Regions from separate parts of the Mus musculus genome. Here region 2 is linked to region 1. A link is a loop called in an ENCODE intact Hi-C map of the cell type or tissue named here. Cell type or tissue: heart. All regions are shown on one strand. Links, peaks and the distances in the headings refer to the core of each region. The heading gives the core; the rest is flanking DNA.

Region 1 (5,307 bases), core at 145-5,144:
AGTCGAGGAAGTTCTAATCAGTCAGCTAGCCTTGTAGAATCTTTAACACACATGCAGGTCCCACACTCACCTACCCAACCCCTGGGAACTTTAGTTTACACTTACCTGATACACTCTCCAGAGGCAGCATTGAAAACACTGGAGCCCAGTGGTCCAGTTACCTTCCCATGTCCCAAGTTCATCAGTTCACGGCCACACACCACACAGGAGCCTCAAAGCACAGCAGCTGTGTTTGCATGATTGCATTACTGACTTCAGTCTTTAATGAGCATAGTTACAGAGAGACCTGTTAGAAGTTTCAAAGCCTTGTAAGGTTGTTTTTCTATTTGAAGGTGTCTTTGCCTTTGCTTTCCAAGAGCAGGGAGCGCTCTGCTCTCAGTCCCAGCTGACTGCCCGGAAGCATTTGCTCCATAACTCTGCAGCATAGTCCAGCATTTCTGCTGAGTGTGCCCCAGGCTTCTGCCACCTCTTCTGTCCATGGTGGGTCCTGGCTAGGCAGTACCTGTTTCCATGTTGCTTCTGTAGCAAACAGTCAATGCTGGGAAGTCATGAAATTCCACATAGGATTCATTTCTTTTATGTCAGTATTTCTTAGGTGTGGGGCCTTACTGTATCTTTATCAGGGAGCTTTTGGGTCTGCTTCCTGTTTATGATTCTGTAAACTGGATTTGAAGAGGCTGCTTAGCCTTCACTGTATATGAAACATGGGAGGAGGACAGGTTAGGTAAAGTAACTTTGTGCTGTTTTTAGCCCAAGAATGATGAGGCTACACCGGCTGCTGATTCTTCACCTAATCTTAATCGAGAAGAAGTGATCAAACTCCTTAGTATATTTGAATCTCGTCTGTCATTCCTTCTCCTTCAATCCATCAAACTGATGTCGTCATCTAAAAGGAAAATGAGGTAAATTACTTGGTTATTTATTGAACCTTCTTTGCTAACTCCTCACCTATAAAAAGAACTTGAGTTCCTGCTATTGATAAAAAGAACAGGTTGTATTGTTTATGTTGTATGTAGAAAATGCAAAATTTGAGGCTGGAGAAATGGCTCAGCGATTAAGAGCACTGACTGCTCTTCTGAAGGTCCTGAGTTCCAATCCCAGCAACTACATGGTGGCTCACAACCATCCATAATGAGATTTTTAAGTACTATTCCTTGTTAGGTAAGAATCATGACCATGTGCCTACTGCATAGTCATGGAGAGACAAGTAGCCGTGGAGTGAAGACCCTAAGTTGTTTGTAGTAGCACTTGCAAACATGTTTTTAATGTGAATTGGGGACTATGATGTGGATATAAAGGTGCACACCTTTAATCCCAGCACTAGGGAGGCAGAGGCAGGTGGATTTCTGAGTTCGAGGCCAGCCTGGTCTACAGAGTGAGTTCCAGGACAGCCAGGGCTACACAGAGAAACCCTGTCTCCAAAAAGAAAGTTAGGGCGTCTGAAGCTGGGTAGTAGGAGGGAGATGGGTGGTCGGGTGCACAGCCAGGTGCCTCGGCTGATGTGTGTGCTGTTTCACCAGAGCTGTTCTTTGGCATCATTAACTTGAAATTGAGTACAAAGTTCTACATCAGGAGCATGATATACAAACACAAGTGCAGTCTAGCCCATATTACAGAAAATGAAAAACAGATAAAAGTCAAAGAAAATGCACCCACGTACATCATTGTTTCTAGTTAAATCTGTCTTACCATTTTATCTTGGGGTACAGATAAAGTAATTTTCGTTTTGTGACTCGGTGTTATGAGCTTTGACAACGTTTATTTAGCATTCCAAAAATTTCTGTCCACCACAACCATGTTGCAACAAAGTCCATCACTCCACAAATTGCTTCTTGGTGATGTTAAGCAATCTGATCTTGTACAATTTTGGAGTTTTCTCTTAGTGCCTCTCTCATTAATGGTCGTTTCAAGCCCATGAAGAAACCCCTCACTATCATCTCTGCCCAGCTTAGCTGTTATTTCTTGCCTGTACGGATATTTGTTCAGGAGTGTTGAAAACTGGACATCCGTTAGGACAGCAGAGGCTGGCTTGGTCTGCCTGAGAGGTTTCACCTGCCAGGTATTCCATTGAGTTCATTTTTTATATCTTGAACAGAGCTGCAGTTGAGAATTTCTTCTTAAACTGCAACCTTCTGTATAGCACAGGATCCAAGTTCCAACGAAGTAGATGCCCTCAGCTAAAGTTCCTCCTCTGATGTTTTTTACTTTGGTCAGTTCTAGCCCAAAATATTAAGTGGAAAATTCCATGATTTATTTGTTTTGTGCATACCTCAGTCTTCAAACTTATCCTTCTGAGGAGAACTTTTACTGGAGGAAGTCTCAAGTACGCAGCAAGGTGGTTTGGTATGTTCACTGCAGTTTAGTGCACCAGAAAGCAGAGTAAATAACACACAGTGGAGAAGAGAGATTCTTAGCTTTTACTGCCTAAAAACTTAACTGCAGGTAGGTTTGTAACATTTATTGGTGTCCACAAGGTGGCAGTGTGTGTGTGTGTGTGTGTGTGTGTGTGTGTGTGTGTGTGTGTGTGTGTATGTATGTATGTATGTAGGATCCTGTGAGCTAATTTAGTGATTTTTTTTTCCAGATTAGTGGTTTGGGTGATTGACTGACAGTTTCAGTCTTTTGATGTTTTTTTTTTAATATTTATTATATGTAAGTACACTGTAGCTGTCTTCAGACACTCCAGAAGAGGTCATCAGATCTCCTTACGGATGGTTGTGAGCCACCATGTGGTTGCTGGGATTTGACCTCTAGACCTTCGGAAGAGCAGTCGGGTGCTCTTACCCACTGAGCCATCTCACCAGCCCTTGATGTTTTATCACAATAGTTCTATGTATGGCTTATGTAATTTTTATTTCCAACCAGGTTATTAGTGTTGAAGAAATGATGTTTTTGATTTCTCTGTGTAGCCCTGGCTATTCTGGAACTCACTAGGTTAGACCACGCTGGCCTCAAACTCAGAGATCTACCTGCCTCTGTCTCCTAAGTGCTGAGATTAAAGATATATACCACCACACCTGGATTATTGAAGAAATTTTTTTTAAAGATTTATTTATTATTTATTCTATGTAAGTACACTGTAGCTGTCTTCAGACACACCAGAAGAGGGAGTCAGATCTCATTACGGATGGTTGTGAGCCACCATGTGGTTGCTGGGATTTGAACTCCGGACCTACGGAAGAGCAGTCGGGTACTCTTACCTGCTGAGCCATCTCACCAGCCCTTGAAGAAATTTTTAATCTAAAGTTTTCATGCAAGCCAAATGTCGTAGGAGCTGATCTGTGCGTTCAGGTTTATTGACCGAAAGGAACACAGCCCTCTGCAGGTTGGAGGCAGGTCACTGTGGTTGCTGAGTCGGGACTTTCTGTTGTGTTTCATTCGTGGTCGGTAAAAACAGCTAGCAAGTTTACTGTTGATAAAGCAGACCTAGCTGTGTTCTTTAAGAGAAAAGGAAATCAGAATGTGACCTTAACAGAAAGGAACATTAGTAGTTTATTTTGACTGCTGTTTCTCCCCATTAGCCTGAGGCAAAATAAGAAAGTGGGCTTAATAATTGAAAAGCTTAACTTAGGTTCTCAGAAATTAAAGTGAGCTTTAAGAAAATTAGGATTAATTTTCTTTTTTCTTTTTTTTTTTAAGATTTATTTTTATGTATATGAGTATTCTGTAGCAGTCTTCAGACACACCAGAAGAGGGTATCAGATCCTGTTACAGATGGTTGTGAACCACCATGTGGTTGCTGGAAATTGAACTCAGGACCTCTGGAAGAAGAGTCAGTGCTCTTAACTGCTGAGCCATCTCTCCAGTCCCAGGGTTATTTTTCTTGTTGAAGCTGTTGAGTGTGCTTCATAGTATGACAACTGTGTAGGTTGGACAAGATACACATTTTGTTTATTACATTTCAGGGGAGTTATTTCACTTTGGATTAAGAATCGAGCTGTTCATAACACGCCCTTTAGCATTCACTGCTCTAGCAGAGTGGCACCATGACATTTCAGAGGCTTTAGGATTTGAGATGAAAAGCTATAAACATCTGAGGATCATGAAGCCCTGTGCTGTAGTACAGAGAAGAAATCTGTAACATCATGGACGGTCCTTAGCCAGATATAAACATTAAGTATTTAGTTTAGTAAAATGGTAGATAAGGTAAACCAGCTAATTATATTAAGAGGAAAACGATCTGTTTGACATGTGGAGACTGTAGATAGTAACTTCAGTTCAGTGGGTGACAGTAGGTTAAGAAGGGCGTGATCTACACAAGTTGTAAGAAGCTGAGGCAGGAGTCTGTGAGCAGAGCTCAGCTGCCAGTTTAGATTGGCACTTGTTGCTGAGTAGAGGGGCCATGTAGTTGCTCCATGCTTGATCAGCCCCAGCTCCCACTCAACTTTCTCCATGACATATTCTTTGACCATGTTTTTGTGACTGCTCCCAGTGCCTTTTTCCAGTGCCTCTGCTGGGAAGGCAGGGGTCTTTCTCTGGTTTACTCAACAGCCATAGATAAGTCAGATACTCTAAGAAGTGCCTGTTGTTTCCAGCCCCTCCCTCTATTCCCTCACCTGTTTGTTTTTAACCTCAGCAGTAACGCTGAAGAAGACATAGTCCTCCAAACCAACAAGCAGATTTACTCCCAGCTTTTGAGAGCGACTGCCAACAGAAACTCAACTCTGCTGGAAAGAATTGAAGTCGTCATCTGTTTGCTGGAGCAGCTTGCCTCCGGTAGCAGCCGATCGAGTGGCAGTGCTGTCCCCTGACTGCAGTGGTACTGGAGGACTGTCTTGTCAGTGCCTTCCCGTCCTGGAGCTGTCTGTCTGTCCACTCGGTGCTGAGACTTATTAAATATGAGGACATAGCGTTTAATCAGGTCCACAGTGGATACTTGCTTCCCATGGCAGGCAGAGGATGTGGGGTGGTTCGGCTTCTTGTGAAGGTGAGAAACTATAATGGAACCGAAAGCTTTGTAAATGTATTTCCTCGAGAAGTACATGGTTCCTTAGTGATAACACCTCCTGCGATGTCGCGAGACTTAAAATATTCTTGACGTTAAAACACTTAGGTGTAAGATGCGATTATTTTGGATAAAATGTTACTCTGGCCAAGGGAACTCTTATTCAAGTGATTTCATGGATTCAAATGGCATGTAGAAACAGTGCGCATCAGCGTCTACTTCTAAGTGACACAAAAGTGTCCCCTTTCCAAGCTGTGGTGTGCGCGGGAGGTTTTGACGACTGAGAATTGTGCAGGTCTCCTTTCAGTGCATGCTCTGAAGAGACTCCTTCTCTGACTGTGTATGACATTGGTAAAGAATAG
Region 2 (5,307 bases), core at 264-5,263, 57 kb after region 1:
ATACTTCATTTAGTAAGGACCTGCCAGGCTGACCTGGGAGTTCATTATGTCAAACACTGGCTCCTTTACCCTAGGTACAACTTTGTTTTAAATTCAAATGTGCTAGTCTGATTCAGTTTGAAGGTACTTTCTTGGCACCTGTAACTGTGTCTTGACTGAAGAATGTGGATAGCCTTGGCCCAGTGGACATCAGACCCTCATCTATCCTGTCCTGTCCACATGTCCCACTCAGAGTAACAGAAGTCCACACTTGGTCTGATGCCATCACGCAGCCTGCTGCTCAAAAGCTGATCCATCACCTTTCCCTCCAGTCCACGTGGAAACACTGCATCCCTGCTCTTGACATGAGCCTTGCAATCTGATCTCAGTTCTTCTACATCATTGCAAACATCATTCACACCTCATCTTCTGGAGCACAGGAAGTGAGGCTGCTCTGTGGGAAGCGGAGGAGCCTCCTTTGGGGAAGCCGGCTGGTCCACTGCTAACCCCAGCTATCTGTCCCCTGCCCTGGCAGCTTCCCCAGCAGTGGGCCCTCACCTGGGGCATTACAGTAGCCACTGCAATTCAGGTGCACCCGTCTCTGTGCTTCAGGCGTGCTGCTTCTGAAAGCTGGCTGACCAGAGTACTAAAGCTCCCCAAATCCAGACCTGTGCCGTGACATGCTAGGCCTCTGGGTGGATGGCAGTGGCCTGTGGTATATTTAGGGACCCAGTGCCATTCTGTTTAAGTGGCTGGTGGGACTATCAGAGAAGGGAGGCTAGTAAATAATTCAAGTATTTGCGCCTCCTCTGGGGAAGGGGAAGGGACTGGGGAGGTGGTTTTGGGGAACATGGTCACATACGTTCATTGGCAGAGTTCAGAACTGTATCTTGGTAGGCATTGTAGACATTGATGAGCGTAAAGTGATCACCTTCAGGGTGCAAGAACGTTTTCCAGCAAGTCACTGCAGCCTCCTCAGCACCATGAGGCACGTGCAAAAAGCAACTGGGAGCTTTAAGATGCAAGAAGTCACAGTCAGCAACATGGAGGACAATCCTGGCCTGATGGTGTGCCAAGGGGCAGGACCCCCGTCTGTAAACCCACTCTTGCCTTGGATCTCTGGATCAATGTGCTGTTCTTAATATTTTTGTTGGCTTGGAAGCCAAGAAATGAAAAGTGAGTGGTCTTAGTGCTTTGTCCTTTTTGTGCACGTTGTTTTGCCAATAGCAGTTAGCACTCTGCTCATATTCTTGTAGAAGCATTGTGTCCAAATGTCAAGGGGCCCAGAGGGTCAGACACAGGCTCAGGACTATGTTCAGATGTAGCACAGCATTTAGTCCATGCTGCTGTCAAGGAATGTATGAAAATAATAGGAGCCGGTATAAAATAACGAAGCTGGCAGGAAACACAGGCCGCCCAGCTGTCTGGGAAACACCGCCTGTGGCTACTGCTTGTTGCCTGTTTTGAGCTACACGCGTCCTTTTGGCAAAAACCCAAGCCCACGCCTTTTGGCCTTTTCTGTTTTTGCATTAATTAAGGTAATTGTAAAGGTTTCCCCTTCTCAGTCTATTAAAACACTTTACTATCCCCTTACATCTAGACTCCATTTGAATCTGTACGTGCTGTGGATTCACAGTACCTAGAGAGAAAGGTCTTTAAGGAATACCTGTTACCATGGCAGCGATGGTTAGCATTTCGTCTACACAGTCAAATTCACAGGATGCTAAGATAGACTTTGAGAGCTGTGGATCCAGAGGAAACTCAGACATGATGATTCCAAACTCAGAGAGATTCCCATCGTTGTCCAGGGCTGCCAGGTAATCTAAATCTTCCAGTGCCTGCATCAGGCTTTCTGGAGCTAGGAAAGAGGAAAAAAGTGAATTTTACACAACTGAGGGGGCAGCACGTAGTGACTTTTCATTTTTGCATAAAACAAACAACCAATGAACAGAATCGGTAAAGCAAGAATTGGTCAGACACTAAGCCCGTAGCTTCTGAGGCTGACAGGGTACACCTTATGGCTATCTAGACAAGGACCCTGAAACCGTGGCAGGCTCCTCAGAGGACAGCCACGGACTCACTGCATTTTGCTGCAGTTCTGAGGGGTCAAAGTTGAGGATCTAGGGATCCGAGATCTCTCCTGACCAGGCAGCCATGTTCCAGTCGCTGTGACTTGGAACACGTGGTACTCAAACAACATCTGGAGCAGAGCCTGCTCTCACCAACGGGCCAGCCAGCTCGGCAGCTGCTGCAGGCACAGAACGCTGAACTATGGAAGCAGCTCTTGCACAAGCCTACAAAGCTAGCCTGAGTATACTTAAGGGAAGACATAATATTTGTTGCTCAATAAGGCAAAACATACATGGTCTAGAATCTAGTAAACTGAGGTCCGACAAGGAGAACGAGAGCTAAGACAGAGTGGCCTAGAAGTCACAAGAAAAGCAGAAACACCAGACACAAACACACAAGGTTACTGCAAACAGACAAACCTATCCCATCTCTCATTTCTTAGATAACATGGGCACTCCTACAGTGTGTATTAATTTCCACATCTGCTCAATTTCCACAAAGAAGTCTACTTACTCTCTGTCCTTCTGGGACCAAGTTCTATTAAATACACTGTTTCACCTGTCTGCCACCTGGTATTCCTATAAAGGCTACACCAACTCCTACTGTGCTGAAAACCTGAAAACTGCCTTTTGTCAGTCTCAGTCCTGGAATGTGTGTGGTGTTCGGGAGGCAACACCTATAGGCCTAACCCAGAAGCAACTGAATCTGCCTGTCCCTGAGTTTTAAGTGGCTGACGAGAAAACAATGACTCACTTGCTATCTTTACACTTTGACCACCAAAGGTAACGGTCAGAATTCAAGGCACACCGAGAAACTGCAGCCTCCTCACAAGCTCTAATGTGATCCCATTCCCACTATGGTCGGGAAGCCAAGAAAGCTTTTAGAAACCACAAGTGTGGTCTGGGGTACGGCAGGGAGAGCAGAGCATCTGAGGTGAGAGACTAGGAACAGAGAGGGTGGGGAGGAGCCTGCTGAGACTAACACTCGGGGGAGACAGTGAAATCATTCACCTATTGCCTGTGATCGTCCCCCATCAACATTTACCAAGTGGAATGCTTTCTTTATCGTTCTCCCTGGGCACGTTGGGCTTGACCTTACTGGTAAACACACAGCCTTGAGTCTGCAGTTCCAGGAAAGGAACTAACAGGCTACTTAGTAGTCCCAGAGTTCCATCAGGGATCTGTGGGACCTGAAAGGGGGCTTCGGATGTGCCAGAGAAGGTGCAGGGGCGGCTGCAGGAAGGAGCATGGCTGTGCTGAAACAGCGAGGGACTGGGAGCACTAGCTGGCATTATACAATTTCATGTCATTGTATTTATATTATCCTATAGGAAACAGGTTTCAAATACAGCTACCCTCGGGAATGTTACAGAACCCTATGCCTCTGCTTGTCTGGGATGGGTAAGTACTTCCAGGTACAGAACAAGACAGGAAGTCTTTGGTAAGCAGGCCTCAAAAGCCATAGTCAGGCCTTCCTCAGCATGCTCCTCCTCAGCTTGTATTACCAGCCAGGGTGAAAGATTAGGGCTCCTCGGTCACTAGACATGGGAAGGGCTGAGAGGGGACTCTCCAACCACGAGAGGGACACTGATAGAAGTCATGCCACGAGCCTGGCTCTCAGATGATGGCTGTGGCAGACTTTCAGACGCTCAGGAGTAAGGGTGACAGCTCAGCTGAGCTTTGCTGGGCCCTGAGACCTCGCCCATACCAGCTTGGCTCCTGCCTGTGGCACAGCAGAAAGTACAAGTGGAACACAGACAGCCATAGGCCTCCCTCAAACCTTTTTGCCAAGCAAGCCACATCAGTACCGGGACTAGTTAGGTCTCAGAGAGAACCGGGTCAGAAAGGGGCTGAGTTTGTCTCCACACAAGGCCTGCTCACACTATGCTAAAGAAGACTGCTGGCCTTCCTCAAGACACAGCTGTCAGTGTCCCCAGGATAAGGCACTGTGACTGCTAGCTCTTTTTTTTTTTTTAACTTTTTATTAGGTATTTTCCTCATTTACATTTCCAATGCTATCCCAAAAGTCCCCCATACCCTCCCACCCACTCCCCTACCCACCCACTCCCACTTTTTGGCCCTGACGTTCCCCTGTACTGGGGCATATAAAGTTTGCAAGTCCAATGGGCCTCTCTTTCCAATGATGGTTGACTAGGCCATCTTCTGATATATATGCAGCTAGAGTCAAGAGCTCCGGGGTACTGGTTAGTTCATAATGTTGTTCCACCTATAGGGTTGCAGATCCCTTTAGCTCCTTGGCTACTTTCTCTAGCTCCTCCATTGGGGGCCCTGTGATCCATCCAATAGCTGACTGTGAGCATCCACTTCTGTGTTTGCTAGGCCCCGGGACTGCTAGCTCTTAACACACAATGATACCCTTGAAAGATGTTCTTTGCAGTGTAACTAGAAGTCTCCCCACTCCACAGCATCTAAGACCAAGCTTCAAACAAGGCTTAGCACTGCAGTGAGATAGCATAGCATTGGCTTTACCAAAACCACCAGGGGAAAAAACAAAACAGGCCAGAACAATGCATGGGGCTGGAGCAATAGCTTAATGGCTAAGAGCACTGGCTCCTCTTCTAGAGAACCCTGGTTCAATTCCCAGTACCTCCATGGTGGCTCACACCATCTGTAACTACAACCCTGATCCTCCTGTGGACCGTGTACTTAGTGTACAGACCTACAGGAACCCTGATCCTCCTCTGGACTGTGTACTTAGTGTACAGACCTACATGAAGGCAAAACATCCACACACATAAAAAAATTAATAAATAATAAAATTAGTATTTATAAATGTACAAGCTTAAAATGGAAGAGCCTGGCTCTGATGAGGACGGGGGGGGGGGGGAGGGGGAGTGTTGCGGGTGGAGTGGGGAAGAGGGGAACAGCTTCTAAGACAGTGTCACAGGCCACACTTCCTAGTACCTGGTGTGTACAGGACCTTTACAAGATCCACAGCACTTCTACATTTGAATCTCTTGTCTGGCCAAGGCTGAGTGGCCAGCCAGTTGGTTCCGTATTTGTTTAATGAGCAGCACCTTTCCAGAAGCCATGCTCTGCGAGCACAGCTGACATGACTCTAAAAGAGCAAGGCCAGCAGTCTTAGTATCTAGAAACCCATCTCAGGGGCACTGTGGTGACATCTCCTCATCACTGTGATCACTGTCTGTTTGCACATTTATGGAAAGTACCGTCTTAGTCTAGGTAGGTAGCCTTGGGCAGCTAGGAGTCGCTCAGACCTGCAATGCCAAGCATTTAT

The links. Peaks named below come from ENCODE experiments on the same cell type or tissue, not always from the same donor. Only the 100,000 strongest peaks of a DNase experiment are listed, where the experiment ranks them.
Region 2: a loop joins it to region 1, with 2.5 times the contacts of the local background. A loop is called at or near these places in 4 of 42 quality-filtered maps.

The regions. Positions count from the first base shown.
Region 1 is chr7:133,666,790-133,672,096 of GRCm38, forward strand. It overlaps Edrf1 (erythroid differentiation regulatory factor 1), which reads left to right. Exons shown (of 25, transcript NM_178115.4): 24 at 751-902; 25 at 4,577-5,307. The coding sequence ends at 4,751. Among named protein-coding and RNA genes, the nearest start is that of Mmp21, 11 kb to the right of the region's middle. In heart, for the core only: a CTCF peak has its summit at 2,437 (motif pointing right); no DNase peak of the experiment used is centred there.
Region 2 is chr7:133,723,559-133,728,865 of GRCm38, forward strand. Dhx32 (DEAH (Asp-Glu-Ala-His) box polypeptide 32) reads right to left here. Exons shown (of 12, transcript NM_133941.2): 8 at 1,646-1,837; 9 at 842-991. Among named protein-coding and RNA genes, the nearest start is that of Bccip, 17 kb to the left of the region's middle. In heart, for the core only: no CTCF peak of the experiment used is centred there; DNase peaks (open chromatin) are centred at 2,193 and 3,683; H3K27ac peaks cover 561 bases.